6 separate regions of the Mus musculus genome follow, and all the other regions are linked to region 1. The links are chromatin loops, found by intact Hi-C in ENCODE. Cell type or tissue: heart. All regions are shown on one strand.

Region 1 (5,000 bases):
AGGGTTGCCATGGTGCCTGTAGGCTAGAGAACATGCCTAGCTTCTTCTCCAGTGTGATTTCTGATGCCACTGGCACCAAACAGCAGGTCAGCTGAAGCCAGTAGATTCAGGTGTGGTGGCATTCAGGGAACAAGGCATGAATGTGTTCTGTAAGGCTAGGGAAAAGGCAGGGTTGTGAGGACATGAGTCACAAAGTGGGAGCCAGAGCACAGGCCTGAGCAGAAGGTAAGGGAGGGGCTGGGCTGGGCTGTATCATGGTGGAAGCTGAGGCTAGGGTTGAGTCAGGTCCTGATGTTCTCATGTCCCCAAGCAAGCCACGTAACTGTTCTTCCATAGTAATTACCTCAACCCAGGTTGCTTTCCCCGGGCTCAGCTGTGAAGGCCCTAGGAAGGGCTTAGTACAGGTCATCTGGTATAAAGTCTAAGTGTTGTGTCGGAGGAGTGAGGATAGCATCTCCCTGGGACATGCTGAAACCCAGTGCCACTGGTGAAGTCCTACAAGACATGGCAACCCTATCTTCCTATTTTCTTGCGTAGGGGGATGTCTGTATATGTGTGTGCAGAGGTAGACATGCATGTGCACACGGCTGTGCACATGTGCAAGCCAGAGGGCAAGCCTAGGCGTTTGTTGTTCCTTGGGGCCATCCATGCTGTTATTTGAGACAGGGTCTCTCATTGGTTAGAGCTTGAGAAATAGATGGGGCTGGCTGTCAAGTAAGCCCAGGGTTCCTTCTGTCTTTCTGCCTCCCCAATGCAGAGATTACAAGTGTTTGGTACCACGGCAGCTTCTAAAGGATGGGCTCTAAGGACTGAACTCAGGGCCTGACACTTACAAAGCAAGAACATCACTACCTGAACTAGCTCTCCAGCTCCCACTTTTTAAAAACTTTATGGGTCTGGGTGTTTTGCCTGCAAGTATAAGTACCACATACATGCCTGGCACTGGAGAAGTATAAGTAAGTACCACATACATGCCTGGCACTGGAGAAGGCCTGAGAGGGGCTGGAGTCAGAATGGCTGCCACGTGGGCTCTGCCGCCATGAAGAGGCTGGAGAGAACTGTCTCCCGAGGGCTGTTCTCGGAACTCGTGTGCCTGCACACACACATACATATGCTAAAATAAACAAATACCTAAAAATCTTTGAAGTCGTAAGAGCCTCCCAAGAGCCCCTGGACTGTGAAACACAGCTGGAGGGGAGATCAGAGGCACCACTCACCTTTTAAAGTAGAAGTAGTTTAAAATAAGACACCACATTAAAAAGGCAGATTTTATTTGTTGAACATAATTTAAAACTGTAAAAAAATATTTCTTCATCCATCACTAGAAATCCCCATGACAACTAGAAAGGTTTGGCTCTTTGCCCTGGTAGGAGCTTGATGGAAAATAAATTCTCCAATGCCTCCCTGGCCCTCTCCCCACTTCCCACCCCCACTTTGAAAAATGCTCAGCAACAGGGGCAGGGGTGCTCTGGCTGGAGGGAAGATGCCTCTTTGCATCTCTGGGAAAGCTGATGGGGAAAGTAGGGGTCATGGGTGTTGGAGGCCTGGCCAGCAGCCATAGCCAAGCCAAAATGAAGCATCTGCTGGGCTCTCCCCAGGCACCTGGCTGGGTAAGTGGGAGGAAGGAATGAAGAAAACTGCTGCTGACCACAAATTAGCACCCTGTGCCCTGGCCCTGAAATGACCTCTCCTGGCACAGGACGGGATGAAGGGACGAGGTGATAAATAAAGGAGATTAAAGAGAGGCTGACAGACAACGGAAGCCCCAGTCTGACACAGGTGGGTCAGAACACAGGGATCTAAAAAAGTGGTTGACGGCCAAGGGCATCAATATAGATTACTGCAGTGGAGAGACCTCGGTGGGGACTGAGCGTGGGTGGGCTCCCCAGCCAGGCTCATTTGACTTTCCTAAGAAAGTGGAGGAAGAATTAGAGGTCCGGGCTGCCCTCTACTGGTGATTTCTGGAAATGAGCACATTACAGTAGCAGCCTACCAACCTAAGGACCAGGAGAGAGTGAGCAGCCCACTAGATCAGTACTAAGTGTGGGATTAGGACTCCTGGCTGGGGCATCCCACAGATGGCAGCAAGTTCCTCCATCTCAGTCGGCTTGTGGAGAGGCACGGGACAAGGCTCACTTCAAAGGCATGGAGAAGAATTTGTTCCCGGACTTGCAGCGGACCTGGTTGGCCAGCACACGTAACAGCATCTCAGAGTCTTCAAACTCATCCACGATTTCCTTCAGCCAGCAACAGGGAGATGACAGCTATGTTAAGGGGAGTCAGACCCAGAGCACCACAAACAAAAGCAGTCCAGTACACTGGGCAATTCTGAGAGGGTCCCTGGTCATGCAGAACTCCGGGCTTGGCAACCATCATCTTGTCTAATCATCTTACAATTGTATGAGGTGGGGCCTATTGCCTCAGCTTGCAGATGAGGACAGTGCCCTGGGGACAGTGACTACTGTGAAGCTTGGTTCGGTCTGGGCCGAGGCTCCTGGAGCTGGACATCAGAGCTCTTTGCTGTCTTCAGTATGATCAAGCTGAGGGGAAGGTACCCAGAGACTGATGGCCCATGGACTTTGACTTGTAAAATATTTTTCAAAAATCCTAATCAGTTGCTAACACAGAACATCAGAAGACTGTACATAAAAATCTGGATTTCTGGCTTCTCTTGAGAAAAACAGAAATGCTGTCAACAATGGGCCATACTACTGACTGCCTTCATGCACTGCCAGGGGAGGGCGTCAGCTGCCACACACTGCATGCAAATTCTCCTTCCAGGGCCCTGATAGTAAGGTCACCTGTTCCACACGCTGTCAAAATGTGGCCTGGCTTGGCATGGTGGCACAATGGTGGCTACCAGGTGGCCTGAAATCCCAGAACTCAGAGATAGTAGGAACACTGCAAGTTTGAGGCTTGCCTGCTCTACAGTGAGTTCTAGGCCAAGCTAGGAGGCACTGTGAGACCCTGTCTCAAAAACAGACCCACAGTGCAACAGGTTCTGAGGGCTGGAGGTTCTGTGCACCTGACATTCTTCTTCCATTTCCAACTGCCACACCCAAACCTCTGACCTCAGATAAATGGCTGAGGCTGAGGGGTGGGTTTCCAGTCTCCTCACAGGACAGGGTTGTAAGGCAGGGCACACGGAGCCATAGAGATTTTGCTAAAATGCACTTCTACTGCCTTAAGTCTAGGGTGGGGTCAGGGCACCTATTTCACTACTCAGCTCCTAGCTGCTGCTGCTGGGTCAAAGGGAGGGGGATGAGGGTCTCCTGCCTTGCCATTCTGTTTCCTACAGGTTTAGGTTTAAGTACCAATCCTTCCCTTTGTCATTTGTCCTCCCCATCATTTTTGGAGCTCAGTGCTCTGTGTCCCTGCTCTGGAAATTCACCTGTAGTTCCTGCAGGCACTGTCCCTCCAGCTGGAGACTAGCATCACCTACACACCAGGCCAGGCTGACATGAAATGAGGGGTCCTGGGGAAGAAAAGCTGGGAGTTAGGCCACCACTGGACGGCATGGCAGGCCCATCCCCCCACAGCGGGTCTATGACAGTCCTGTTGGGTCTACCAGTAGGATCCCTGGATGCCCCAGTGCTGAAGCCAAGTCCCCTGCCCACACAGACATAATAGCTGGTGCCTCTCCTCAGTACAGGGGTGTACCTGTCCCCCAAATACAACAGTGACAGCCTAAGAACAATGTAATGGTATTTGACGGTTCATGAGGGCACTGGGTGGCGCCCTTAGAAAAAAGATGTGGGGGGCAATGACTCAGAGGTTAAGAACAATGGCGGCTTTCCTAGGGCACAGAGGTTTGATCCCCAGCACCCACCTGATGGTTAACAAATCTCCTTAAAGAATGTAAGTACCACTGGTCCCAGGGGGGTCTCACACCCTCTAATGGCCTCCAAGGGCACTGCATGCACATGGTATACAGACAGAGGCCGACAAAACATCCATAAGTACAAAATTAATTAAAAATTAAATGGGGGGTATAGAGAGCTGTGTACTCTTTTCCATCCTCGAGGGAAGGACAGCGAGTGACAGCCAAAGCCTTCCTCAGAAACCAACTATGTAGTCACCTGAATCTTGGATTTCCAGCTTTCAGGTTTAAAGGCATGTGCTACCATGTCCGGCTATAACTCTATTTTCTGATCTAGAACATTCCAGCAGAGGCCATACTTTTCAGATTAAATGAACAAAACCCCAAAATGTCAACAATGTTGAAGAAACAATAATTATCTCTATTTAAGACTAACTGTATACCTGGGCATGGTTTTGAAAAACACATCGAATAGAATCAATGTTCTTTTACAGCTGTGACACTCAGCCTGGACTTTGAGTCCCAGGAGGGCATAGGGAAGGTACAGTGAGACTGAAAAGCTACAGCTGTAGAGTCATTTCTATGTGTTGGCAACAACTACTTAGGAAAGACAGGCTAAACAGATACTCTACAGAGAAGAAGCACAAATCACAAGATGGATGGGAGCTTTTTGAAATGGTGGACTTTGGGTAGACACCTCAAACTCCAATCCTGTGCTCTGGCACTCAGTGCTCCCTCCACACAGGGAAGTTCTGGAGGTCTCTTCAGTTGTCTCTGATGGGGCTTCTTTGAGGATGCTCTGTTCCAGGGCTAGCAGAGCAGCAGCCCTGTGGCAGAAACCGTAACCATCTTTGTTCCCTTACCTCAGCCCTGTGCATTACCTGGTAGAAAGTAGTAAGGTCAAATTCCTTCATGGCTCTGTCCACCTCTGAAACCAGGTCCAGGAACTGGGCATGCCCTGAACTGACCTCCAGCCCGATGAAGGTCCTGGGAAGAGGCAGTAGAGACAACAGGGGCACAAAATGCAGCGCATGAGAGCACAAACTATACAGGTTGGTGCAGGAAGTATCCAACAGGAAGCCTAAGATTTAGGTTGTGGCTCATCTCACCTTCCTGTGCATGTCTTTGCTGCTCCATGAACCAGCTCTTTCAACCCACTTTCCTTCTTGACTTAAAATAT
Region 2 (5,000 bases), 190 kb before region 1:
CAATATGCATTTATGGAGGCCAACAGGATGAAGTCCTGTTCACCTTTCATCGTGTACCTGTGAAAATTCTGCTGCTGTTATTTTAATATCTGACAACCGTGTCATTCGGTGGTCCCTGGGTTCCAGTCTAGAGTAATATTTCTCGAACATCTCTGTTTCTGTTTTGAGAGCAGAGTTTCCATAGCTGCAAGATACAAGGCACATAAGTGACTTCTGTGAATAGCACCCCCCAAATAATCAGTATTTAGTGCATCATTGGCCACCCATGGCCTGTAAGACACAGGTGTTCCTGGTACCTTCCTTTCTTCACCTTCACCTATACAACAGGTATAATAACATCACCTTTCTTTAAGGGTAGTGGCGTGGGGTTCTGTGGCCTGAGGTCAGCTTTGGGCCACGTAGTTCTGCTAGAGTATCTTAGATCTCTTGGCTATTGAGTCTAAGAAGCCACAAGATTCAGAGTGCTGCTGTTCTACTGATGACAGTTGCTGTCATCTTCAGATGTCATCTAACTCATTTGTAAAGGTTCTTCTGAATGGCCACACTCTTGAGGCTATCCACACCCACCGACCATCTCTAGATACTTCCCTTGCCTTGTGGTTCTCTGTTCTTTTACCACCAGCCTCCAGTCTAGAAATTCCATTGCATGTTTATCATAAACGGAAGACATATTTGAGCAGTGGTTTTTAAACAAGCAGAGATAACATATCTAGCTTGTCTTGTATATGCCAAGATTATGGACTTTGTAACTACTTCTCATATATATATATATATATATATATATATATATCTTGCCTTTTATGTTTGTTTGTTTGTTTGTTTGTTTAGAGGCAGGGTGTGATGATTTGAATGAGATGACCCCCTTACGCTCACGTATTTGAATGGTTAGTCTCCAGCTAGTGGAACTGTTTGGGAAGGATTGGGAGGTGTGACGCTGTTGGAAGAGGTGTGTCATTGGGGGGTGGGCGTTGAGGTTTCAAAAGCCTAGGCCATTCATAGTCACCACTTGCTCTCTGCCTTGTACTTGTGTGTCAGATGAATGCTCTCAGCTCCATGTCTGCCTGTCTACTGCCATTCTTCCCACCATCATCATCATGAACTCTAACCCTCTGGCTCAGTAAGTCCCTAAATTAAATGCTTTCTTCTTTAAGTTGCTTTGGTCATAGTATACCAAGGCTGACTTTGAATTCACAAAACTCCACCTACCTCACTGGCGCTGGCACTAAAGGTGCGAGCCACCATGCCCAACTTTAATGTGTGTTGTGGAGGGGGAGGTGGGTACTGGGATTGAACCCATAGCCCTGTGAATACTAGGCAGGGGCTAAAGCTATATCTCCAGTTCCAAAACTTTCCCCTTTCACTGCATGCACATACTCACATACATATGTACGAAAGAGGGTGACATTGAGACCTACACATACTGTTAAACTAATTCCTAAATTATGAGATTAGTACAGAAGCCAAATAGAAAACAGGAAAGCCATTACGTCTTGTCTTTTCAGCACATATTGTATTCTCGGTGGAGCCTTCCATGGGCCCGGGTCTGAATCTCTGATGCAGGATCTTAAGGAAGAAAACTTCAGAATGCGTTTCTCTCTTAAGATGGCCGGCCGATATACAAGACTGGCAGTTATAGACACTCACAAGGAAACTTCACAAAACATGTACCTCTGGGGATGGCTGTTTCACATACAAGATCATGGTATATGACAGACACTCACAATGGTAATTAGTAATAATCCCTCCACTCTGGTATGAACTATTTACAGATGTATGGAACCAACACCTCTTCTGGCCGCTGGAAACAGAATACTGTATAATATCAATACATTGTACACTGACTCTCATCTACATTATGGAATCCTCATATCCAGATAACCCACTGTGGAAGATGGAAAACAGACTGTGGAAAATACAAAGCCCTGAGCCAATCATTCCTCAGTCCATCTCCACGCCTAAATCCTTATTCAGCCCACAAGGCCCCAAGCAAATCATTTCAATAGCTTAGTTTTCACTCCGCCGCCATGTTAATGTTTATCTTAATACTAACTTTGGAAACCGGCTTAGGAGGCTACCTGATATAGACTTCGAAGGCGGCTTCCCAGCACCAGGAAGACACCAAGCCAAAGCGCTAGCTTCACTAAATCCTGTCTGATCTTTTCAAGGCCAACGGCTCCCTTGCCCCTCCACCCTGTCCGGGTTCCATCAGTGGCTTGTCAGTTCAGGAGCAGGCAAGCAGCAAAGCTAACTAGGCAAACACAAGTTCTTTCTCCACTGTAATGCGATGTGTGCCCGCGGGGCTCTGCGTAGATATGAGTAGTCTGCAAACTACAGCCCAGGCCTCAGAGACTCATGGCGCCCTCACGGTGCCAGTACCTGAGCTCCTCTACCAGCCCGCACAGTTGGATGACTGGCAGCTCGCCTTCCTCCTCCGCCTGGGAGTCAGTGATCACGCTGTCCGAGTCTTCCTCAGACATCACTCAGCCTAGGGTGCTTTGAGAGCCTTCAGTAAGCTGTCCCGCTTCACTTCGGCCGCGACCCTGAGGCGCGTTGCCTAGACAACTGAACGCTGTTTATAGGGGTGGGGCTTTGGGTGATGCGGCCCCTCCCTTGCACCTCGCGGTGGAGATCGAGCAAAGCTGCCTGCTTGCCTGCCTGCCTACTCAGATGCCTAATCCATCTCACTGTTCTGAGAATCGCTCTTCAGTTGGAAGTCACAACAACAGCTCCGGTTTGCCCAATGTCTTCTCGGTCCTTGGCATCATGTTAAGCTTATTTCACGCAAATCTTTGCATGGACCCTGTTAAAAAAAAAAAACTATTCATCCTCCTAGCCAGAAACCGTAGGTCCAGAAAGCTAGCAGCGACTCGCATAAGTCTCTGCCCCGTGGTGTAGTGAGGATTCTAATCTGTGGTCATTGCCTCACACGGAAGCTGCAGTTTTTTCATTTACTGCATTTCATTTACTGCAACTCGAACTGCATTACTCGAAGAGAAAGAGAAACTGACTAGTTTTTTTTTAAGATTTTATTTATTTATTTATTTATTTATTATATGTAAGTACACTGTAGCTGTCTTCAGACACTCCAGAAGAGGGAGTCAGATCTCGTGATCGGATGGTTGTGAGCCACCATGTGGTTGCTAGGATTTGAACTCCTGACCTTCGGAAGAGCAGTCTGAGCCATCTCACCAGCCCCTGACTAAGTTTTTAAAATAGGTATCAAGACAAGTTCCTAAAGGTGTCGTGTGTCTTTAGTGTTTTGGGGTAATGTGGGGCAATTTGGGCCCTTTTTTAAAAAAGTTTTATTTATTTATTTATTTATTTATTATATGTAAGTACATTCAGACACTCCAGAAGAGGGCATCAGATTTTGTTAAGGATGGTTGTGAGCCACCACGTGGTTGCTGGGATTTGAACTCAGGACCTTTGGAAGAGCAGTCGGTGCTCTTAACCACTGAGCCATCTCACCAGCCCAATTTGGGCCCTTTAATGAGATATCAGAAACCCAAACAAGTTACAGGCTGGGATAGCGACAGCAACAGCACTTTTGGGTACACTTAAAGGTGGTTAAGATAACATGTGCACACAACCAAGCTGAGTGTGCGTACCATCATGGGATCCCAGCATTGGTTAGTGCTGGGGCCACGGAGGTCCTTGTACTCACAGAGAAGAGAACCAGGAATGTTAATCAGGCAGGAGAGTATCCTTAATGGAGGAGACAAAAACACCTGCATTCCATCCAGAAAGCTGAGAGTGGATCTTGTTAATGACCTGGTGATCTTTTTGCGGTCTGTGGAGGCAGACCTCACCCCTTTTGCTATAGAGGCAGACCCCCCACACACTTTTGCTATAGAGGCAGACCTCCTCCAAATTCCCCAGAATGATTATCCCAGACTCTGCCCTCTCGAGACTAGAAGTCAGAGACCGCAGTAGATTCTAGGCTTTTTCTTTATTTTCTTTATTTTTACTTCATGTGCAGTGGTGTTTTGTCTCAATGATTGCCTGTGTGAGCATGTTGGATCCCGTGGAAGGTGAGTTACAGACAGTTGTGAGCTGCACTATGGGTGCTAGGAATTGAACCTGGGACCTCTGGAAGAACAGCAAGTGTTATTAACCACTAAGCCATTCCCCCAGCCCAATTCTAGGGCTTTTAGTTATAGGACCCACCCTCTTGGTCACGTGCCCTTTATAAAGGCGTTTCTATAAAGACACACCTTAAGGCTTATTGTGCACCTGGAATTGGACTGATTGGACCACTGTTGCCTGGAAACCTTTTCCCAGGCTGTACTCTGTTTTAAATAGGCTGACAATGAATCAACTGAAATTAGATTTTCCCCAAGTCTGATGCAGATTGACGAAGCCCGCCTGTGGCTGGTTTTCATTCTTAGCTTTTCATGGGGTGGGGTGAGGGTGAGGGGTGGGGGTGGGTTCAATTCCCTGTGAGACACCTGTAGGAAGCCCTGCAGGTGAGAGAGTCACAGCGGGAGAGTCAGGAGATCAAGGTTCTCCTCAGGCACATATTGAGGTATCCGTTAGCCTGGGCTTCCCGAGGCCTAGTCTCAAAAACAAACAAACAAACAAACAAACAAACAAGCGGGCATTGTTGTGTTGCTTAGCAACAAGGAAACACTCTGGAAAAATGGGTCGTTAGACCATTGCATCATTGGACAAACACCATAGAGTGTACTTACACAAAGTTAGGCGGCCTACTGCATTCCTGGACTAAAGGGTATAAATATTCATAGTTCAGCCTAACTTACTCACAGCCATGATAAACAAAAGTTCCCAAGATTAAATCAAACCCCAGAGAGTGATATGCGGCAGTGATTGGGTAAACAGAAACCCGCGGGAGCTGCTGCCTGTACGACACAGCATACTGCTTGACAGTATGTAAACAGAAAGAATATATAATAAAATTTAAAAGTCTACGTTTTACTTAAACCAACCTAGTAGTTTACCCTCATTATTAAATATGTATAATATCCCATTGTATTGGGTTC
Region 3 (5,000 bases), 250 kb before region 1:
CAAGATAGCCCTGAATTTAAAAATCTTCCTTGGGCTGGAGAGATGGCTTAGCATTTAGGAGCACTGATGGCTCTTCCAGAGGTCCTGAGTTTAATTCTAACAACCACATGGTGGCTCACAACCATCTGTAATGGAATCTGATGCCCTCTTCTGGCATGTCTGAAGATAGCTACAGTGTACTCAAATATATAAAATAAATATATATTTTTTTTAAATTAATGGCCAAAGAGATCGAGGTACAAAATTAAAAAACAAATCTTTCTGCCTCAGCCTCTTCTTGTGTACCAGGGCTATCGTGAAATGCCACCACACCTGACTTAAATTAATTTCTCTTTTCCCCCAAAGTATATGAATACAGTAAAGAAAAATAAGAACTCCAAGAGTTTGGGAGGTTCCCTAAAGGAGGAATACCTTAATTTACTTTAGACTCAATTATATTCCAAATGCATCAAATATTTAAATATAATGAAACCATTAAAATGTTTGAGATATGCAGTAAAACGATGCTCCTTACTGATTTTGTCTTGGTGGGGACCTCCGCCAGGGCCTCATGCTTACAGCTCATCCTCGCCATCGCCATCAGCCACACCCGCAGCCACTTAAAGGAGGCTTTTCAAATATTGAAGTGCAGAAGAATTTTTTTTCTGAGCTACACAAGGAACTTTAAAGATAAAAGTTGGATAAATGTTACCAGATAATGATTAAAATATATTGCCCAAGCAAACCAAAATCAGTACCTTATGATATAAATCACAAATTAGGACAAATAACACGCCATCTTTTCTTCTTGAAAAATTGAGGTGAAAAACTGTGTTGTCACTGAACTGAGAATCCTCCCATCTTAGCTCTCGAAGTATCTGGGATTACAGATGTGTATGTACCACCAACATCAGCTTGCAGTTCAACTTCTTGTCACCGACGGTGGGCGGCGTTGCTGCCATGCCGCGGTCGCCGGTTGCCATGTGTGCGCATGCGTATGAGTGCAGGCTCAGCCATGCTACAGCATGTCTGAAGACGTCAAAGGACAACTAAGCTGGCTTTTGCGGTGTGGGATGCAGTGGCCAAAACTCCACATTAAAACCCATACCAGCTGCTCTTGGCCCCAGCCGTGCCGCCACAGGTGAGGCAGGAGTCAGTCCCTCTGCTTCTGGAAAAGGAGAGTTAACCCATCTCAGCTCTATCTATATTTCAGGCTCCCAAATGCTCCCTGGTATTTGCTTTACTAGGTAGCACAGGGCTAGAATGGAGTCACTTTGAGAAAGGTAAGAAAACAAGAGAAAGCACCCCCAAGAAGCCACGGGGTTGTCCACATGCCAGTCAGGTGGAGATTAAAGTCTTCGTGTGTGTGTGTGTGTGTGTGTGTGTGTGTGTGTGTAATCTAAGTAGTCAAATGTGTATTGTTCTCAGGAGACAGACTCATCCTCTCCAGATGTTTTCTCTTGTCTCCTCCTGCCCCACGAGTCATGGCTTTCCAATATACGCAATGACAACTGTTTTTCACCGTGCGGAAGGAAAAAATATAAATAAACTGTCACCTGTGGAAAGGGCTGTGTGCTGGCTAGTCTTCTGTCTGAAAGCTTGCCATTACAGTTGTCTGCTATGAAACTTGAACGTCTTTGAACTTCATTGAGAATACTAGCTTACAAATGTTAACTTAGGAGTACACACTTCAGTGAAGCAAAGCTTAATTAAATGCCACGTCTGCCAAGGGCTTTCTCTTCACCGACTTAATTTGTTTCTCTAGATATTTGGCATCTAATGTCTTGCTGCCTTTCTGGGACACCAGGGTGTCTAATTTTTAGAGGGTTGGTGCGTGTAGCAACAGAGAATTCTACAAAATGAAATCTTACCTTTGAGCCCAATACAAAAGCAGACGCTGGGCCTGGAAAAGGGTCCCACACAGGCTTGCTCAGTCTGCAAGAGGTTGTGAGGGAAGCCACATGCAGCAGGAAGGCCCCAGCTAGGAGAAATCATGTTCTAGGCTCTGCCGTCCAGGGATGGTCACGGCCGCACAGATGTTTTCTCCCTAGGTCAGTCTGATCTGATAATTATTTTCACAGGGGAGGCTGCCACAGCCTTACTAGAAAGGAGGCAAATGGAAACCATCTGACACCAGGGAAGAGAAGAAAAAACATTGAGAAATCAGCCAGTGAACAAAAGCTCTCCTTCTGTTTCTTTTTCACTGTTAAAAACGGGGACCAGATGCTTTGAGCATCTCTCTCTAATCTAATCTATATAATCTATCTATCTATCTATCTATCTATCTATCTATCTATCTATCTATCTATCTATCTATCTATCTATCTATCTATCTAAATAGCGGCTTCTTTGCTATGGATGAAGGTAGAAGCTAGGCTGCCCCTTGGAGAAGACTTGGAATGTTGTGGGCAACATCGCCTCCTACCGTCCAAAATGATCATTGCAGCAAACTCCAGCGCAGTCTCTAAAGCAGAGACCCCCAGTGAACTGAAGGAATGGCTAAGCTGCAGAACCGAGGACTCCGTGAAAGAGCAGGTGACAACGTGCTTCTCCCATCTTCGTTGTTTGTCCAGAGTTTTTGTAACAACTTGAGTAGGATTTGCAGCGTGAACAGGACTCTTCGCTTACAACGTTATTTACTCTTTACCGCTGACAGATGGACAGCTTCTTAATCACCGAGCTTCGCACTGGAACACCGGAGACGTGGACTGAACAGAAGCCAGATGCCCAGACTCGCACCCAACATCTGACTCCCCTGAGTCACAAATCACAGCCAAAATCTTGGGGTTCTATAATGGGTTTATTGTTTGTTTGTTTTGAGACATAGTCTCACTACATTCTCTGGCTGTCCTGGAACTCTCTATGTAGATGAGGCTGGCTCCGAACTCACTAAAATAATCTCCTCAGTGTTGGGATTAAAGGCCTGTGCCACCACACTCAGGTGAGTGCAATTTTCTTGAATCTTTGTTTTTGTTTTTTTGTTTTTTTGTTTTTTAGTTTTTTGGTTTTTTTGGTTTTTTGGTTTTGTTTTTGTGTGACCAAGTACTCCAAAGCAGACCACATCCCTCACTTGGGAGTACCATGATGTTTAGAACAACCAGGACAAACAGCCAACCAGTCAACTCTAGAATCAGCTGAATTTCTTGGGTGCTACTGTCTTTAGCTCCTGTCAGGCCCAGGAGAAGCTATGCTCTAACCCGCCCAAGGGAGTAAGACTGCAGGAGAGATTCAGCTGCCTCCAGAGCAGTTCCTTCTGAGACAGGCTATGTAGCCTAGTGCTTCAAAATGAGCTATTTTAGGGGGTTGGAAAAGCTGGAGTTTCCTCTTCTTTCCTAGTCTGTAAATCAGGAAAAATGAGGAGATGGGCTAGTCTCATGACAATATTTTATACCTCACAGAGATACCCAGATATGTCTGTTAAAATTCAACCACACGGGCTGGTGAGATGGCTCAGTGGGTAAGAGCACCCGACTGCTCTTCCGAAGGTCCGAAGTTCAAATCCCAGCAACCACATGGTGGCTCACAACCATCCGTAACGAGATCTGACGCCCTCTTCTGGAGTGTCTGAGGACAGCTACAGTGTACTTACATATAATAAATAAATAAATAAATCTTTAAAAAAAAAAAAAAAAAATTCAACCACACATTCATAGTTATAGCCAAATTGTTTCTTTTACTTTTTTTTTTTTTTTTGCTTTTAAAGATGTGTTTGGTTTTTTTCTTTTTTTCTTTTTTGTTTTTTTAGATTTTATTTATTTATTTTATATATGTGGTGAGTACATTGTAACTGTCTTCAGACACACCAGAAGAGGGCATCGGATCTCATTACAGATGGTTGTGAGCCACCATATGGTTGCTGGGAATTGAACTCAGGACCTCTGGAAGAGCAGTCAGTGCTCTTAACCTCTGAGCCATCTCTCCAGCCCCCGTGTTTGTTTGTTTATGTGAGTACACTGTCACTCTCTTCAGACACACAAGAAGAGGACATGGGATCCTATTACTGACGGTTGTGAGCCACCATGTGGTTGCTGGGAATTGAACTCAGGACCTCTGGAAGAGCGAGTCAGTGCTCTTAAGTGGCGAGCCATCTCTCCAGCCCCCAAATCATTTCTTACTCCACAGGTTTTGTTGAATTATACCTTGATTTTTGAAAATAAAATGGCCAATCTTGTTTTAGTTAAATTAGCTTATCTTGGATTGGAATTACAGTTTGTTGTGAGCCGCCATGTGGGTGCTGAGAATCGAACCTGGGTCCTCTGGAAGAGCAACCATTACTTTTAATCACCGAATCATCTCTCCGGCCCCCAAGCTTGGGGGTTAAATTTTATGATGGTAAAATGTTCACAACATAAAACAGACCATTCCAGCCACTTTAAGGTGTGTTAAGTGCATCCAGCGACCATCAGCACTATTTAGTGTATACTTGTCCATCACCCTGGACCTATCGGGGACTCTTCTCCATCTCCATGTCTGCACCCACTTATGTGGAATATCCAGGCAGATGTGCAGACAGGGTCAGGGAGGCGGCTTGCAGGAGTTGCCAGAGAGCTTGGAGTTGAGGAAAGCTTGGGAAGTAATTGCTAATAGGTATCTCTCTCTCTCTCTCTCTCTCTCTCTCTCTCTCTCTCTCTCTCTCTCTCTCTCGTTTGTAAGCTCAGCCTGGCTTTGAACTTAGGTACCCATCCTGCCTCAGCCTCCTGAGTGCTGGGAACTCAGGTGTGAACCACTACCCTCAGCTATGATCGCCTTATTTTGTAAAGTGACCTCCAAATCCATCCAAATCCATCCACTACCACATTGGCAGTGGATGGCCAGAAGTTTTTCTTTTTAAAAACTTGAAGGGTGGTCCACCGTAGGCATACCCATGGATCCACTGATGGACACTTAGAACATTCTCCACTCACCCTTAAAGATATGCCCATCCTTCCTAAAAGACATCTCAGGACATGGAATATACAGGAATTATGTTCTCCTTAGCTTCTTTTTTTCTTTCCTCCTTCAATCCTTTGTTTGTTTTATTT
Region 4 (5,000 bases), 84 kb before region 1:
CACAAGTATTTACTATTCTGACTTTTGCGTTTGTGCACAGAGAAAATGCCTATTTGGTTTCTATGAAAAACGATCTTGAAAGATTAGGTGTAGCATCTGCTTAGGCTTCTGAAATTAAGGTGATGTAGTCATTGTCCTTTGGCTTTTCCTCTCCTAAACCTCTAATGTGGCACTGAGGCAGCGCTGAGACTAACTAGTTGTCCAGGCTCACTCACCGGTTCCACTCCCTCCTTAGAGACAGGCTCCTGCTGCATGGAGGCCATGAAGCGCTCTGCACGCAAAACCTCCCGCACGCACTTGGTGCTCCTGGCCTTCACCCACATCTTCCTTGGTCTTTGGTCACAGAGCAGAGGTAGCAGTGCCTCTGATGCTTGCCTTGACCCCACAGGGTCATTTTATCAGCTCCCAGCCTCTTCATCCTCCTGTCCCCACACTGGGACTTAGTTAAGAGCTGAGACAGATCTTTGTTGGCTTTCAGACCAAGAGCTTAGAAAAAAATCAACAGGTTCTTTAATGTCCCTTTACTTCTGGAACCAACAGATCCGACTACCTTTATTAAGAATGTTAGGGCTGGATGGGTACAACTTTAATTAGATGAGTCTCTGGGAGTCTGAGTCTAGCCTGGTGAACATAATAGCAAATCCTAGCTAGGGTGACTTAATGATGTACTGTCTCAAAACAGAAATAAAACGAAGAATGTTGCTCCTCCTGCACTGCACTGCGTGAGTGTCAGTCGGCTTTGCTGCTGCACTGGGAGCCCATGGCGCTGGCTGCCCATGGCACTGGCTGCCCATGGCACTGGCTGCCCATGGCACTGGGAGCCCATGGCACTGGCTGCCCATGGCACTGGGAGCCCATGGCACTGGCTGCCCATGGCACTGGCTGCCCATGGCACTGGCTGCCCATGGCACTGGGAGCCCATGGCACTGGCTGCCCATGGCACTGGCTGCCCATGGCACTGGCTGCCCATGGCACTGGCTGCCCATGGCACTGGCTGCCCATGGCACTGGCTGCCCATGGCACTGGGAGCCCATGGCACTGGCTGCCCATGGCACTGGCTGCCCATGGCACTGGGAGCCCATGGCGCTGGCTGCCCATGGCACTGGGAGCCCATGGCACTGGCTGCCCACGGCACTGGCTTGTGTTGCTACTAGAAGCCCATTGGGCTGATTTGTGAGTGCTGCTCTCTCCTCCTCCCTCCCAGCTGCTAATGTTTCTCCATGGAATGTGACTGTATCAGAGTCTTTTGTTGATCTTGTTAAGTAGTCATAATGACTGGGTCCCCATTTCTTATTTTAAGGAAGAATAAAGACCCTCTCCAGAATTTAAAAAAAAAAGTCACTACATTTTTGGTGTGTGTGTGTGTGTACACTCACACACAGGCATATCTTCTTGCCTGTGTCCATAGAAGTCAAAGGACAAGTTGTAGGAGTCAGTTCTTTCCTTTCACCACGTGGGTCCAAGAATTGAACTCAGGACAGCAGACTTAGCTGCAGTAAGGTTTATCTACTGAGCCACTTTGCTGACCCTAGACCCTGACTTTTAAATTGATAAACCTTGCTGATGTGTACTAAGTCTGTCTGGCCTCCAGGAATGGAATTGAGTGCCTTTGGATAGAAAGAGTAAAATGATTTTCACTTTCCCAGGCGTGGTCTTTATTTCTATGGTTGATAACTTTTACTGTAACAGGATGAAAGCAGTGAGCTTCATTTACTTGTGCCCTTTCAAGAAACACTGTGAGCAAGGTGGTGCTCGTACACACATTTAATCCTAGTAGCCAGGTAGATCTCTGTGAATGTGAAGCCATCCTGGTCTACGGTGTGAGTTCTGGGACAGCCAGGGTTACACAGAGAAACCAAGAATCAAAAGAAAGAGGGAGAAAGAAAGTGATCGAGGCTTGGGAGGCAGAAGCAGGCAGATTTCTGAGTTCGAGGCCAGCCTGGTCTACAAAGTGAGTTCCAGACAGGGCTACACAGAGAAAGCCTGTCTTGAAAAAAAACCAAAAAAAAAAAAAAAACCAACCAAACAAACAAAAACAAAAACAAAAAAGAAAGTGAGCGAGGGCAAGAGAGAAAGAAGGAAGGAAAGCAGAGCACAAAGAAAGAGAAAGACACTGTGGTGCCCAGGGTAACTGAAGGGACGGACCATTTGCAGATGTCTGGAGTTACTGTCAGCTGGGTAAGTAGCCCAAAGTCCCTTGAGCCTGAGCTTTGACCAGTCTCCCACAGAGGGCTCCCTCTGCCTGTTTTCTGACTCAGAGCCAGGCCCCTGGCCCTGGGCAGACTTTCCTACTGCAGTAGACAGCTTTAGGGGCTTAATGTAAATTGGGACATGTGTCATTAAGAGGACATGCCAGATAGCTGAGGGTTCCGCTGCAGAATGAGTGAGTGGAGCCAGAAAATGAAAGTGGGGGAGGGGGGCCGAGTGGGACTGGTACAGCTAATGTGTTATTTTTGAATCACTCTGTAGAACTGTGGAGATTGGCCAGCTTCCTCCCGATCCCTGTAGTATTATTTTTCCCTCATCCTGACCCTCCTCCCTGGGGCTCACACTGAGAGGGAAATCAGTGTTCTTTATTAGTTGCCCAGCAACCATGAAAAGCCTGGGAGAACACTGTGAGATGAGCTTAAGGTTTGCTCCTTTGGTGTCTGTAATACTGGGGATCATTCTCATCTCTAATTGCCAGTAACTTGGGTTCAAAAGCCCCCACATACTTAATGTGTAGGATAGCAGGGGTCAAGGTTCACAGGGAGGACTAAGAATACAAGATGATGGCATTTGCATGTCATTATGAAATCCACTCATCTTTTCCTTTTTTGAGTACTTCTGGGTAGTTGTGTGCATGCATATGTGTGGAGTGTATGTGCTGACGTGTTTGCTTGTGGAGGCTGGAGGTAGGCAAAAGCTGGTTAGCCATTGAACCCAGATCTGCCTGTCTGCCTAGCCCCACCTCACAGTGCTGGGGTTATAGGCAGTGTGATTGCCTTCCCCAGCTCTTATGTGGGTGCTGAGGATCCAAACTCAGTCTTACAATGTAGCCCAGGCATATCTGAAGTTAAAAAGCCTAAGGTAGCCACAGACAAGCAATCTTCCTGCCTCAGTCTCCTAAGTGCAGCCACTGTGCCTGTTAAGCCTGCTACTTTGCATGCTGATATTAATTTTGTTGCTGTTTTTGCTGCTGTGGCAGAACAACTTAAGGTAAGGAAGTTATTTGGCTCTTGGAGGAGATAGTAGGAGTAGGGAGAAAGATATGGCCAAGTTCATGGTAACAGGGACAGACAACTGGGTCATCTATGAAGACCAGGAATCAATGAGCAGAGAAATCTGACACTAATCTTGCATTACTTTTTTACTTATCTTTATTTTATGTCCATTGGTTTATTTACCTTTTTTTTTGTCCATTGATTATGTCCATTTGGTGTTTGCCTGCATGGATATCTGTGTGAGGGTGCCAGATCCCTTGAAACCAGAGTTACTCATAGTTGTGAGCTGCCATGTGGGTGCTGGGAATTGAACCCAGGTCCTCTGGAAGAACAGGTCTTAACTACTGAGCCATCTCTCTGGCCCCTATCTTTTCTCCTTTTTATTCAGTGATGAGTCAGAACAGAAGATGGATGGATACCACCCACATTCAGGGTGGGTCTTTTCTCATAAACTTCTCTGGAAGCACACCGCAGACATCCAGCAGTGTACCTTCATCACACTAACTTTAAAGACTGAGGGGTGTGTGTGTGTGTGTGTGTGTGTGTGTGTGTGTGTGTGTGTGTGTGCCTGTGTGCCTGTGTGTGTGCGTGTGCATGGTCATGTGTACGTACTTGGTTGCCTTTTTGCTTACCAAGTGAGTGCAGGTGCCTGCAGAGACTGGAAGAGCACATCAGATCCCCAGAACTCTAGTAATATGGTTAGGAGCCACATATGAGTGGTAGGACCAAACCTGGGCTCCTCTGCCAGAGCAGCCAGTGCTCTTAATTGCTTCAGCCCATGATTTTAAATATTAGTGAAAGGATAGTAAAGCAAGAAAATGTTCATGGCCACACTCTGCTGGTGAGCATATATCATGAAAGAATTAGTCATAAGCTAATTAGAGGAAGAAGTAAAGTGAAACCTTGAGCACTAAATGCATCGACCGCATTTTATCTTCATCCAAGGCCAGGTCTGCTCAGTGAACTCTGGGCCGAGGAAAGGAAGTTAACTCTTTCTGGGGACATGCATCTTACCACATGTGTTTGCAAGAAGCTTCCCGGAGGATGGGGTTACTTCCTGAAAGGCAGTGTTAGCCTGCATCTGTTTTGTTTTGTTTAGTTTTGTTTTGTTTTTGTTGGAGACGGGATTACTATATAGCACTGGCTAGCCTTACATTTGCTATGTACGCTAGGCTAGCCTCAAAACATACTGAGACCATCCTAGTTTGCAAGTGCTAGGTTCCCACCCATGTACTACCACAGCCGGGCTGCCTGTGTAATTTAATGTAGTCATTTCTAGAGGGGAGGGGTGGAAACCACTCCCTTCTCCCAGAGCAGGCTTTGGGAAGCCTCCTGTCCTTGAGTGTTCACGTCCCGGATCATCATCTGCACCCCACTCCATTTTTCCAGCTTGTTTGTGTTTCCACCCTTTGAAAGGGGCCTTGAAAGGGGGAAATGGTAATTCACTAACAAATCAGGCTGAGGAGAGACCTAGGAATGCTAGAGTGCATTCTAGCGCCCTCTGTTGGCCTCTGCATGCTGTGGAAGCCATTGTTCCCTTCGTAAGGACTTAGTGGGTAAGACTTGTAAGCTGTAAACCTAGAGAAGGTCAGAAAGGCACTTCCTTCTGTGAGTTCTGGCTGCCTTTCTGAGCTGGGAAGACCTCTTGTTGACTCTGGATGGAGAGCTTTTCGGAAGTGTTAGGACTGAGGCCATGATTTGAAACAATGTTGGATAAGTGGCAACAGTTGCCTTTTAGCGATAGTAGACTTGAGAGCCTAATTATTTTTTTTTGTCTCTTTTAGTCCATTGAATTTC
Region 5 (5,000 bases), 140 kb before region 1:
AAAAGGAGATTGAGAGGGGGTGCCGTGTTTGGAATCAAGGTCAAAGTCCATGTGTTCGCTAAATGCTTTATTTCATTCAAATTTTAAAATGTATTTTATGTGCATTGGTGTTTTGGCTACGTGCGTGTCCCCGGAACTGGCATTGACAGACAGTTGTGAGCTGCAATTCGGGTGCTAGGAATTGAACCTGGGTCCTCTGGAAGAGCAGCCATTGATCTTAACCCCTGAGCTATATCTCTTTCCAGCCCACAGTTCTTGTTTTATTGAAGGTGTTAGAGTTTGCACAAAGTTGCAAATTTGTGGGCTTTTTCTTTTATGACAAGGTCTTGCTATGAAACCCAGGTGGACTTCAAACTCATGACTCTCCTACCTTTGCGCCTCCAGGGTCCTGGCGTTACGGTGCCTGAGTCAGTACTTGCGGATATTTGGCTTATGTCATTAATTGTCAGCCAGTGGTTCCTTCTTTCCATGGATGGTCATGTCCTTGGGAACCCATGGGTTTTTGTTATTTGTTGGTTTTCTACAGAGCCACTTGAGAATACATTGTGGAGATTAAAACAGTTCATCCTTCAACACTTGAAAATTTTAAAACCAAAGGGCTTTTCTTGTTTAACCCCAATATAAAGCTCATGTGCTTCAAGTTAGCATTAAAACAGTGGTATTTTCCAGGCAGTGGTGGCGCACGCCTTTGATCCCCAGCACTTGGGAGGCAGAGGCAGGTGAATTTCTGAGTTCGGGGCCAGCCTGGTCTACAGAGTGAGTTCCAGGATGGCCAGGGCTACACAGAGAAACCCTGTCTGGGAAAAACAAAAACATTGGTAATATATAATATACACCCCATATTAAAATTACCCCAGAGATAAGTGTATTCCTCTCTCTCTCTCTCTCTCTCTCTCTCACACACACACACACACACACACACACATACACACACAGTTCCTGCTTTTGCTTTTTTGTTGTCTTTTGTTTTTGAAATAGAGTCTACATAACCCACACTGGCCTGAAGCACATTACAGAATCTAGGCTATGCTGCTGCCTTAGCCTCCCAACTGCTAGGCTAACAGTCATGGACTACCCCACCTGGCCTGACCCATTTATTTATTTTGGATATTCTTTGCTGCTTTTGAATGATAAGGGCAGTAGAAATAGTGTGTCTGTCTCTCTAGGCTTCTGAATGGTTTGTTTTATTTTTTATTTTGGACAGGTCTCACTCCATAGTCCAGATAGACAGGCATCAAACTCATGCTGATCTGCCTGTCTTAACCTCCCAAGTACCAGGGTTACCAAAATGCACTACCACACCTGACTGCATCCCCCCACAAAAAAGTAAACAAACAAAACAAGATCTTACTATGTAGCTCAGGCTGGCCTTGAACCCACAGTCTACTCCTCAGGTAGGATTACAGTGTGCAGCCTCAGGGGTCGCTCTCAGTCTCCTTTACTCTAGAGCAGCACCTCAAGTTTTGTTTTGGCTGTGACACTGTTATTTTTTAGCAGTGTGAACTAGATTTTTTTGCTGAACTGTCCCTCAGTTTGGCCGTGTCTGGTTGGATGCAGGTTGAGCTTTTTTGACAGCAATGTGATGAGTGGTGTGTCCTTTCTCTGTGCGTCACACAGAAAGTCAGCTGGTCCATGCATAATATGACCTTCAGGGTCCCCTTTGTAACCAGCATGGTAACCGTGGGCCAAGAGCACTGTGTTGACTGAAGGCCTCCTGCCCGGCAGACACTGAGTGACCTGGTGGTGATCACCCAGCCCTAGTCATGCCTTCACATTGTTTTCACAGGGAGGGGACAGATGGCAAACCAGGAGAGGACTCATGCCAAGCTGTAGTTTTACGAAGGGCATGGAGGAGTCGCTGAGAGAAGTATCAACTTCAGAGAAAGTGGCCTCTAAGGTGAGATTTGAAAAAGAAAGCCAGTCATTTGTGGGGTGGCAGCGGTACCCCGTGGCCAAGCTCAGAGAGAAGAAGAAACTGAAAGACGGGCATGCGCTATTCTCAGGGAAGGAAAGGTGTAGAGTTTAACAACAGCGGGAACATGTAGTGTTTTAATATGGAGCAGTCCTTAGTCTCTGTACAGCTCTGTGAAGTCGGTGCTGGGTTGATGCTACAAAATCTGTAGCACGGAGACGTTGAGTCATTGGTTCAAATCTGCATTCCTTGCAAACTATGGAACCGGGACTTGAACCTCGATAGTTCGGTATGTGAAGAAAGAGGAAACGTGGCCTCATCTAGAAAACAGTGTGTGGGGGGGAGGGAGAGGGGGAGTTTAGAGTCAGAGCAACCTGGGCTGGAAGAAGAGATCCTTGTTGTTAAAGAATATGAACAGGAAAACAAGATAGCCGGGGACCCCAGGACATCAATGAGAGAGAAGACTGTTCAAGAAGTCCTCACTCCCCAGCTCTCCCTCCTCCCAAACAAACAAACAAACAAAATGGATATTTACATTCTCAAAGTATGATCCACAAATTACAGGTTCAATACAAAGGGGGAAAAACCCAGTTAACTTTATGGGGAAACTATCTGGTGGGCTCTGGTTTAAGCAAGTGGCCCAAAGGATGGCTCAGTGGGCTCTCAGGGAGGAATCTGGATGGGGAATTGGGAGGCGAGGGTAGCTTTAGGACTAGTTTGGTTTTCCTCTTGAAGGAAGGGATCTGTGGATGGCAGGGTGGGGTCCAGAGTGGGAAGAGGAGTGAGGAAGGGGGACAGTTTGAGGGGAGGGTTCTTGGGTTTCAAAGAAAGTCAGCTCAGGGCCAATATGGGAGGTCGTGGTGGGTGGACACGAGGTGACTGGACAGTGGAACTATGCTAAGCGCGGCGGCAGTCAAAGGTAGAGACTTCTGGGGGGTGGCCTGCAGTTGGGCAGGCAGCCGGCCACATTGCTTGGAGGGTGGCGAGCTCGCTGAGGGGGCGGGCGCCGGCCATAGTCCCCCCGCACTGTAGGGGGCGCTGTGGGCCGGGGCGGGCCGGGGCTGGGCGGCGGCCGCTCCTGGCGAGTGCGGCCCCTTTTCCGGGTTTCCTCCGCCTCCTCCTCCTCCCTCTTCGCCGCCGCCGCCGCTGCCGCTGCCCCTCTCCCGACCGGTGGCTGCCGCTGCCGCCACCACCGCCTCTGGGGGGCCGCGAGCCGAGCGGAGGCCTCCGCGGAGCACGAACCCCGCCGTCCCTCCGGCAGCCGAAGGCCCCGGGCCGGCTCGGCCGGCGCCTTCCGCGCCCCCCGGCCCGAGCGTCCGTCCGTCCGCCCGCCCCCGCGGGCCCGGCCTGGCGCGGACGCCCGCCGCCGCCGCCGCGCTCCTCCTCTTGCTTGGGCAGCCCGCGGCCCGCCGCTTCCCGTGCCTGCCGCCCCGCGCCCCGCGCCGCGCCGCCGCCGCCCTCGGCGCCCCGCGGCGCCCCCCGGTCCCGCCCGCCATGCCCGGCCCGGCCGCGGGCAGTCGGGCCCGGGTCTACGCCGAGGTGAACAGCCTGAGGAGCCGCGAGTACTGGGACTACGAAGCCCACGTCCCGAGCTGGGGGTAAAGCCGCCGCCGGCCGCCCCACGCGCGAACCGCACCCGCCGGCCGCTCGGCCTCGGGGCTGGCAGGGAGGCCCGGCCCCGGCCGCACGTGTCCCCGGCCTCTCCTGTCCGCCCTGCCTCGGTCCCCGGCTCAGCCGCCGGTGGGGAGAAGCGTGGGGTCGGGGGTGGGGGCGGCCCTTCCTCCTCAGACTTTGGGCTTCCTATGGGTTGGGAAGTCCATGGCTGTCCTCTTGAGCTGTTGAAATCTCTACCTCTTTACTTTCTGAAATGAGGCTGGGTGGGAGGGTCATTTTGAAGAGGGGCAGATTGTCTAGAGCGGGCAGTGCCCCCTGGAAGGTGTGAAATGGGAGGCAGGTGCCGTGGAGCCACGGGCAGGGCACCCCAGTACCACCAGGGGGGATGCTTCCCTTAGTCCCCTTAATGGCTCCTGAGGCCTTGTAGCTGCCCATTCCTCTTCTTGTTAAGAGTCAGTTAGGTTAGGAGCTCTGCAGAGTGAAGGGAGCCAAGCTTCTGTGTGGCTCTCATTTAAGAGAATGAGTTGCTGTGTGATGGTAGGAATACTTCCGAATGCTTGATTAGTTGGAGATGGCGGATGGATGTGTGGTGGACAGAGGCTTGCTTAATCCCAAATCCTGGCATTTATGTATATCTCTTGCCTTTCACAGTAATCAAGATGATTACCAACTGGTTCGAAAACTTGGTCGGGGCAAGTATAGTGAAGTATTTGAGGCCATTAACATCACCAACAATGAGAGGGTGGTTGTAAAAATTCTCAAGGTGAGTGGCCAACGGTGGCATGTAACCTTTCCCCCCACAGGGCAAAAGAACCAGCTATCCCAGAATAAGCATCTCCTACAGGACTCCTACCATGCTTTTCCTTGTGAACTTTTGAGAAAATGTGCGGGCTGGTCTTAATTCTGAGTTTGGTAGGTCAGGAACATTTAAAGTGTGAATTCTGAACTTCTCAAACAAAGCTTGTGAGGGGGGACTGTATCTGATATGGAATAAAGAGGTATTCGCAAGAGAGGAAGGAGTTTGCATGGAGAATCTGTCAACTGTAGGGATTCTAAATCTGTACTCGTTACTCTCTGCTCCCAGTTACTCCAGAAAAAGTCCGGAAAACCCAAAACAAAACAAAACTGGAGTCTGCTCAGAGATAAGTTTAAAGCCAAAAATTCAGGACAATTCCCTCAGTTGATATTTTCATTTCATGTAGCAGTAAAGTTTCAGGTGGGCTGGATATAGCAAGCCAGCCGCTAAGAGATCTGGGGCAACAGAAGAGTACATTCTAGCCCCTGAAATAATAACTGGAACAAAACTTGTCTCTGTGGCAAGACTAGCCCTCTCGCTTTGATAATGATAGGGCTTTTGTTATCACTCAAATGAAGACATGATCTTAATGAGCATGAAGAGTCAGCCAAGTTTCTGTACAGGTGATTGAAGATTCAATAGTGCTTTGTAGGTTGTTCGAGAGGGTGGTTCGTAGGA
Region 6 (5,000 bases), 350 kb before region 1:
CCCTGCCCTCACCACCAGAGACTGGGACACATGGACAGGCTATTACTCTCCTCTAGGACCCAGCCCAGTGGGAGAGAAGTCCAGACAGATATGGGTCCCATATTTGAGAGGCTGAACCCCAACCTACCTTCCAGTCTGTGTCCACAATTGAGAGGAAGGCGTCAGGGTTATCCTAAGGAGAACAAACAAAAGGGGGCAAGTTAACCCAGCTCCCAGGGCTCTGCACAGAGCAGACCCATCTTCTGATCCCCAGTCTACATTCATGCTAACAGAAGTGACTCACAGGTTACCCGGTGCAAGGATTTCTATCTTCTGGGTTAACGGGGAGACTCAGAGCTGCACCACAGGCAGAAAGCACTGAGATCTCTGCCTCATTACACATAAGGGAAGAGGATGAAGGAGCCAAGAAGCACTATGACTGTCACGCCCAGGGCTGGGTGGGTAAGCTGAGGCCTGTTCACTGTCCTGACCTATGGATATTAGGTGTTGTCAAGGCCAGCCACACTGCCCACTTTACTGTCTCAAACCTTGGGTCAATGTCAAACTGTCAGTGGCATGCATCTTTGATCCCTGCCTGTCCTGCCTCTGGTACCTTGAGGAGGGGACCGTATCTGGTCATGTAAAGGCTGGACTAGAGTGGGCTCCTGAACACAGGCTGATCAAATGAACAACCTGCCTTCACAAATGAGGGGCCTACGGCTCAGAACACACCCACATAGCACTGCAGGTATTTCCAGCGTTCAGGAGGGTGGAATAGGGGGATCTTAAGTCCAAGGCCAGCCTCAGCTCTGTAGTGAGACCCACTGATTCTTCCAAGGCCTGGGAGGAACGACAGGGGCCAAGGGAGGGAGGGCAGCCACTTTGGGAACCCCTCAGGAAGGGGGGCTGCTGGCAGAAGGGGGTAGGGCTGTTCACTGATGACGGAGCCCTTCACCAAGCTCACCAAACAGAAGAGCAAGTGGGAAGGTAATTACATCGGGGAAGGAGGGAGGCGGTTCTGTTAAAAACAAAATCTGACAGAAAGGATGAGGCAGATAATGGTAGGGTGTGCAGTGTGCTCTCGGGATGTTGGGGGCTCAGGAGATAGGAGTGTGGGAGGGATGGGGTCCACAAGCCAAGAGATAGCAGAAAGAAATAATCCAACATGAATCCCTGGGCGCCATAGGAGGTATATATGAGATCAAAACAAAGGGCAGGAGAGGGTCGGGATGCTAGGAAAGCCCAGGAGAGTGTGGAGACCAGCGGGGTGCAGAGAGGGAGCAGGCAGCACCTTACAGATCCCAGGACTCTGCAGTCCTCAGGGAGAGCTAGTCTAAAGTGGCTTATAGAGGTCGAGATGTATATAGAATATAGTCACCCTCCCGCCTCTGCATTGGTTACAGAGTCTTTTGTAGGTACCAGAGCCCACTTCTCTGAGATGGCATTTTCTTTGCCCAGAGCCTACGATTCTCCTCTCACACAATTTAAATCGGCTCTGGGTTGCCCAGAACACACCTTCTAGAAGACATATGTCATGGAAATAGTTGCTATACTCTGCTGTTAAGGGAATAAAGGCAAGGAAAAAAAAAGTGTGTACAGATGCTTTTCCTGGGCTGCTTCTATCTCACTAACTGAAGCCCCCCCCCCCCCCCCCCCCCGCTGTGGATACCATGGCTATGGGGGCGGGGTGGGGGGAGGGTGGATCGTGGGATAACAAGAATGTGTACCTGGCAAACTACAGCCACTCAGAACATAGAGGTCAGGCAGGCACTGCACTCAGGGTGCTATGAGACTCTGCCAGCATCACAGGTCGAGAAACGGCAGCTCCCAAAGACAATGTAAGGTAAAGCTAGCTGACACCTCAAGGACTTTGCTGGGAGTCACGTGGAGGCTGCACTGGGTGGTTTTTTTTTTTTTTTTTTTTTTTTTTTTGCCCCTTTGGGAAAAGCAGAGGCCACTGGGTACCCAGTGAGAACCTTGTGCTGACTCAAGGACTGAGACCTCCTCGTGAGACTGCAACACAGATCCAAACTCCAGAGAGGCAAGCTATGGCCCCGGTGGCAGGAAGTGAGAGGCTGGGTAGAGCAGAAGGAAGAAGGAGGTTGCCACGAACTGGAAGCAAAGGACTGTGAGTCAGGACAAAGGGATAGCAATGTGCTGCAGGAGGCTGGAGAGACCTGGGCACAGAACAGGCCAGCCCGGGCTTCAGGGTCAGGGTGTGACAGCCTGTTCTATGCATTCCTGGGCTAATGTCTTCCAGCAGAGGAAGCACCTGGGAATATGGCAGATACGCTCAAAGGTTCAAGGAGGCAGGGAAGGAGGGAGGCAGGGTAAAGAGAAGGCAATCCCCCAGCCTCAAGAATGAACATTGGAGAGTCAGTTTAGGGTGGTTCTGAGCTCTGGGGAGGGTCTCCCCATTACAACAGATAGGGCTGCATAGGACTATTATTGTGTGTCTTTAAAGGGTTGTACTGCGCAAGGAGAAAAGTGGGGATGCAGGAAGGAGGTTCCCGCAGGCATCCTAGCAGGAGGATGAACCTGGGTTGAAGAGCTTGCCAAATACGTTCACTTCTGGCCTCACGAGCTACCCTCAACTAACCTGGGAGTTATGTGTTAAAGGAAGGACAGACCATGCTCTCAGGGGCAGGGCTATGGTCTCATGTGCTGGGATTCCCCAGAGCGCTGGCTAAGCCATCCATCCGATCCCAATCCTTGCGGCTTCTTCTGGAAGGAAGCTGAAGGTGGGTGGAAAGGAAACACGGAGCTAAAGGTGGAAGGCTCTGGGCTCCTGCCTCTCCCAGCTGCAAAGCAAGGTGAGCGGGGACCATACCCAGCGACATGGGCTGGGCACTCAGGCTGGCTGGCCCTGACACATTTCTCAGGGAATGAACATCAGTTCTGGGTAGCTCTGAGCTCTCACAGGGAGGGTCCATGACAACAGGAAAGACAAGAACACACAATTTCCAATTTCACCACAAGGTGGCGCTCAGCCCCAGGACCTGGAAGGGGCGACTCACCATCTCAGTGGCATCCTGGCCGCGGAGCAGGGGCTTCTCCTCAGGAAATCGCAGCTCCTGCAGCCCTGCCATGGTCACGTCGTGGAGCAGAAGCCCTAGGAGGAAGGGAGTACGAGGTTGGGCCTTGTTCTGAAGCTGCCGGGTGAGGACATCACAGGGCAGGGCTGCTGTCCCCAGGGGACCAAGATCTGCTTGTACCAAGGACTATTATACTGTATTTGTTTTTCAAATAAAGTCATGTTTTGCAAAACTAAGCAGCAAAGGAACCTTGAAGGTTCTAAACAAAACCCTGCATTTATTGTGAGGCAAAAGGGCTCAATGGAGAGGCAAGAAAGAGATGGGATGAGAGCAGCTCAGAGTTGCTTGCAGAGATTTTGGTAGACTGAAGCTGAAGAGGATGGGAGGTGAAAGCTCTCTTTCCTGGAACCTGAACAGGGCTTGGCTTAGGACAGAAAACACATGTGATCTCAGCCGGCAGTCACCAGAGGGTCCCGGACCTGATTCTGGCAGACACAGAAACGTCTGACCTTTTAGAGAGAAAGGGTCACATCTATACACGTGTGTACACATTTCGGCATTCTCTCTCCCTCTCTCTCTCTCTCTCTCTCTTGTGCGCGCACACGTGTGTGTGTGTGTGTGTGTGTGTGTGTGTGTGTGTGTGTGCGCGCGCGCGCACAGGAGAGGCAGTACTGTGTCTGTCTCACTTGGGCATGATGGCAGAGGCCAGAAGATACCCAGGAGGGAAATGAGTCAAACATTCATTAAAACACAGAGAGATACCCAAAGACATTCAGATTAAAATAAGGTATTCTAGACTGGAGAGATTGCTTAGCAGTTAGAACACCAGCTGCTCTTCCTGAGGACCTGGGTTCAATTCCCAGCACCCACGTGGCAGCTCACAACTGTCTATAACTCCAGGTCCAGGGCATTGACACCCTCACAGACACATGTGCAGGCAAAACACCAATGCACATAAAATAGAAATTAATTAAAATACTTATATCATCTCTGACACCTTTGTTCTCTTGAGGGTCAGGTTGGCAAAAATGAATGAAAAATCTTCAAAAGGCGCAAACCACGGATTGAGGACACAGCTGGGGTGTAGCCAATGTGAATTACCAAAAGATAAGGTATTCTAAATATTCATATTGTCAGATTCAGCAAGTCCCAATCAACAAGGGAGACTTTGTAAGGAACCCAGGGGGTGACTAATGGCTCACTTAGCTTTGGGAATGCTCTCCAGTGTCACCGTCAACAGAAAAGTCAGAAGCAGCCAAAAGTTCACCAATGGGCTACGAGATTCACACATTACTTTGGTAATTTGACTAAGATAATTTTCAATTTCATGGGGAAATGTTGTATAACAATAAAATGCAGCTAACAGAGCTAGTGCGGTGGCTCAGCAGGTAAAGCCATTTGCCACCAAATAAGACAACTAGAGTTTAGTTTCCAGAACGCGCAGTGGCAAAGGACAGAACTGAATCCCACGAGCTGTCCTCTGATGCTACGTGCTTGTCACGGCACATGTAGAACCCAGGTGATAAGTGTTTCCAAAGCCGCTACAAAGCATTCAGTATCATCCCAGGTATAAGATATAAACAGGCCCCACAGAAAGAGCCTGGGAGACTGCACATTACACACGGTGGAGGGGAAGCTAGGGCAGAGGGGTTGTAAATTCAAGGCCATCCTGCGATACTGTAAGACCCTTACAAAATATGCATAATAACTGGTTTCAGGCATTGCCCCTGTAGCCGTGGATAAGAACTGAGAGAAGGGTGTCCACTCTGAAGTGGGTTGGGATCAGAGGCGAGTGCCACCGCGGCCTGGCCCCAATTCCTCCGGCCTCTAAGGCATCTATCTCCCAGCCTGTAAAGTGCCTACTCTGCTGTCTCATTCCACAGTGATGGGAAGTGAGGTGAGGCTGGAAGAGACCTGTTCAGTGTTCATGCTAGAGCACCATACCACCTAGAGAGTGAAGGGACGGTCGGTCCCGGTCAGTCCCTG

Evidence for each region. Peaks named below come from ENCODE experiments on the same cell type or tissue, not always from the same donor. Only the 100,000 strongest peaks of a DNase experiment are listed, where the experiment ranks them.
Region 2: a loop joins it to region 1, with 2.9 times the contacts of the local background. A loop is called at or near these places in 6 of 42 quality-filtered maps.
Region 3: a loop joins it to region 1, with 4 times the contacts of the local background. A loop is called at or near these places in 11 of 42 quality-filtered maps.
Region 4: it touches region 1 in a loop (5-fold over the local background); 33 of 42 quality-filtered maps call a loop at or near these places.
Region 5: it touches region 1 in a loop (3-fold over the local background); 5 of 42 quality-filtered maps call a loop at or near these places.
Region 6: it touches region 1 in a loop (12-fold over the local background); 17 of 42 quality-filtered maps call a loop at or near these places.

The regions. Positions count from the first base shown.
Region 1 is chr8:95,343,764-95,348,763 of GRCm38, reverse strand. Usb1 (U6 snRNA biogenesis 1) reads right to left here. Exons shown (of 7, transcript NM_133954.2): 5 at 4,702-4,807; 6 at 3,392-3,475; 7 at 1,251-2,237. The coding sequence ends at 2,133. Among named protein-coding and RNA genes, the nearest start is that of Mmp15, 6.0 kb to the left of the region's middle. In heart, CTCF peaks have their summits at 1,951 (motif pointing left) and 3,900; a DNase peak (open chromatin) is centred at 1,933; H3K27ac peaks cover 253 bases.
Region 2 is chr8:95,531,649-95,536,648 of GRCm38, reverse strand. It overlaps Ccdc113 (coiled-coil domain containing 113), which reads right to left and starts at 2,549. Exons shown (of 9, transcript NM_172914.2): 1 at 2,377-2,549; 2 at 58-184. The coding sequence starts at 2,477. In heart, no CTCF peak of the experiment used is centred here; a DNase peak (open chromatin) is centred at 2,488; H3K4me3 peaks cover 943 bases; H3K27ac peaks cover 739 bases.
Region 3 is chr8:95,597,486-95,602,485 of GRCm38, reverse strand. It overlaps the pseudogene Gm31518. Among named protein-coding and RNA genes, the nearest start is that of Prss54, 24 kb to the right of the region's middle. In heart, CTCF peaks have their summits at 150 (motif pointing left) and 2,428; no DNase peak of the experiment used is centred here; H3K4me3 peaks cover 457 bases; H3K27ac peaks cover 1,297 bases; H3K27me3 peaks cover 311 bases.
Region 4 is chr8:95,427,505-95,432,504 of GRCm38, reverse strand. The region is part of intron 1 of Cfap20 (cilia and flagella associated protein 20); the gene reads left to right. Among named protein-coding and RNA genes, the nearest start is that of Cfap20, 4.9 kb to the left of the region's middle. RefSeq lists an enhancer at 4,191-5,000. In heart, CTCF peaks have their summits at 2,220 and 4,706 (motif pointing left); DNase peaks (open chromatin) are centred at 2,384 and 4,724; H3K4me3 peaks cover 1,990 bases; H3K27ac peaks cover 3,580 bases.
Region 5 is chr8:95,486,854-95,491,853 of GRCm38, reverse strand. Csnk2a2 (casein kinase 2, alpha prime polypeptide) reads left to right here and starts at 3,034. Exons shown (of 12, transcript NM_009974.3): 1 at 3,034-3,510; 2 at 4,178-4,289. The coding sequence starts at 3,407. In heart, a CTCF peak has its summit at 2,924 (motif pointing right); a DNase peak (open chromatin) is centred at 2,943; H3K4me3 peaks cover 1,930 bases; H3K27ac peaks cover 1,553 bases.
Region 6 is chr8:95,695,285-95,700,284 of GRCm38, reverse strand. Ndrg4 (N-myc downstream regulated gene 4) reads right to left here. Exons shown (of 17, transcript NM_001372423.1): 2 at 2,997-3,091; 3 at 128-172. Gm51585 (a long non-coding RNA gene) reads left to right here and starts at 1,938. Exons shown (of 2, transcript XR_003947588.1): 1 at 1,938-2,792; 2 at 2,959-3,250. In heart, a CTCF peak has its summit at 2,961 (motif pointing right); a DNase peak (open chromatin) is centred at 2,934; H3K4me3 peaks cover 237 bases; H3K27ac peaks cover 771 bases; H3K27me3 peaks cover 2,938 bases.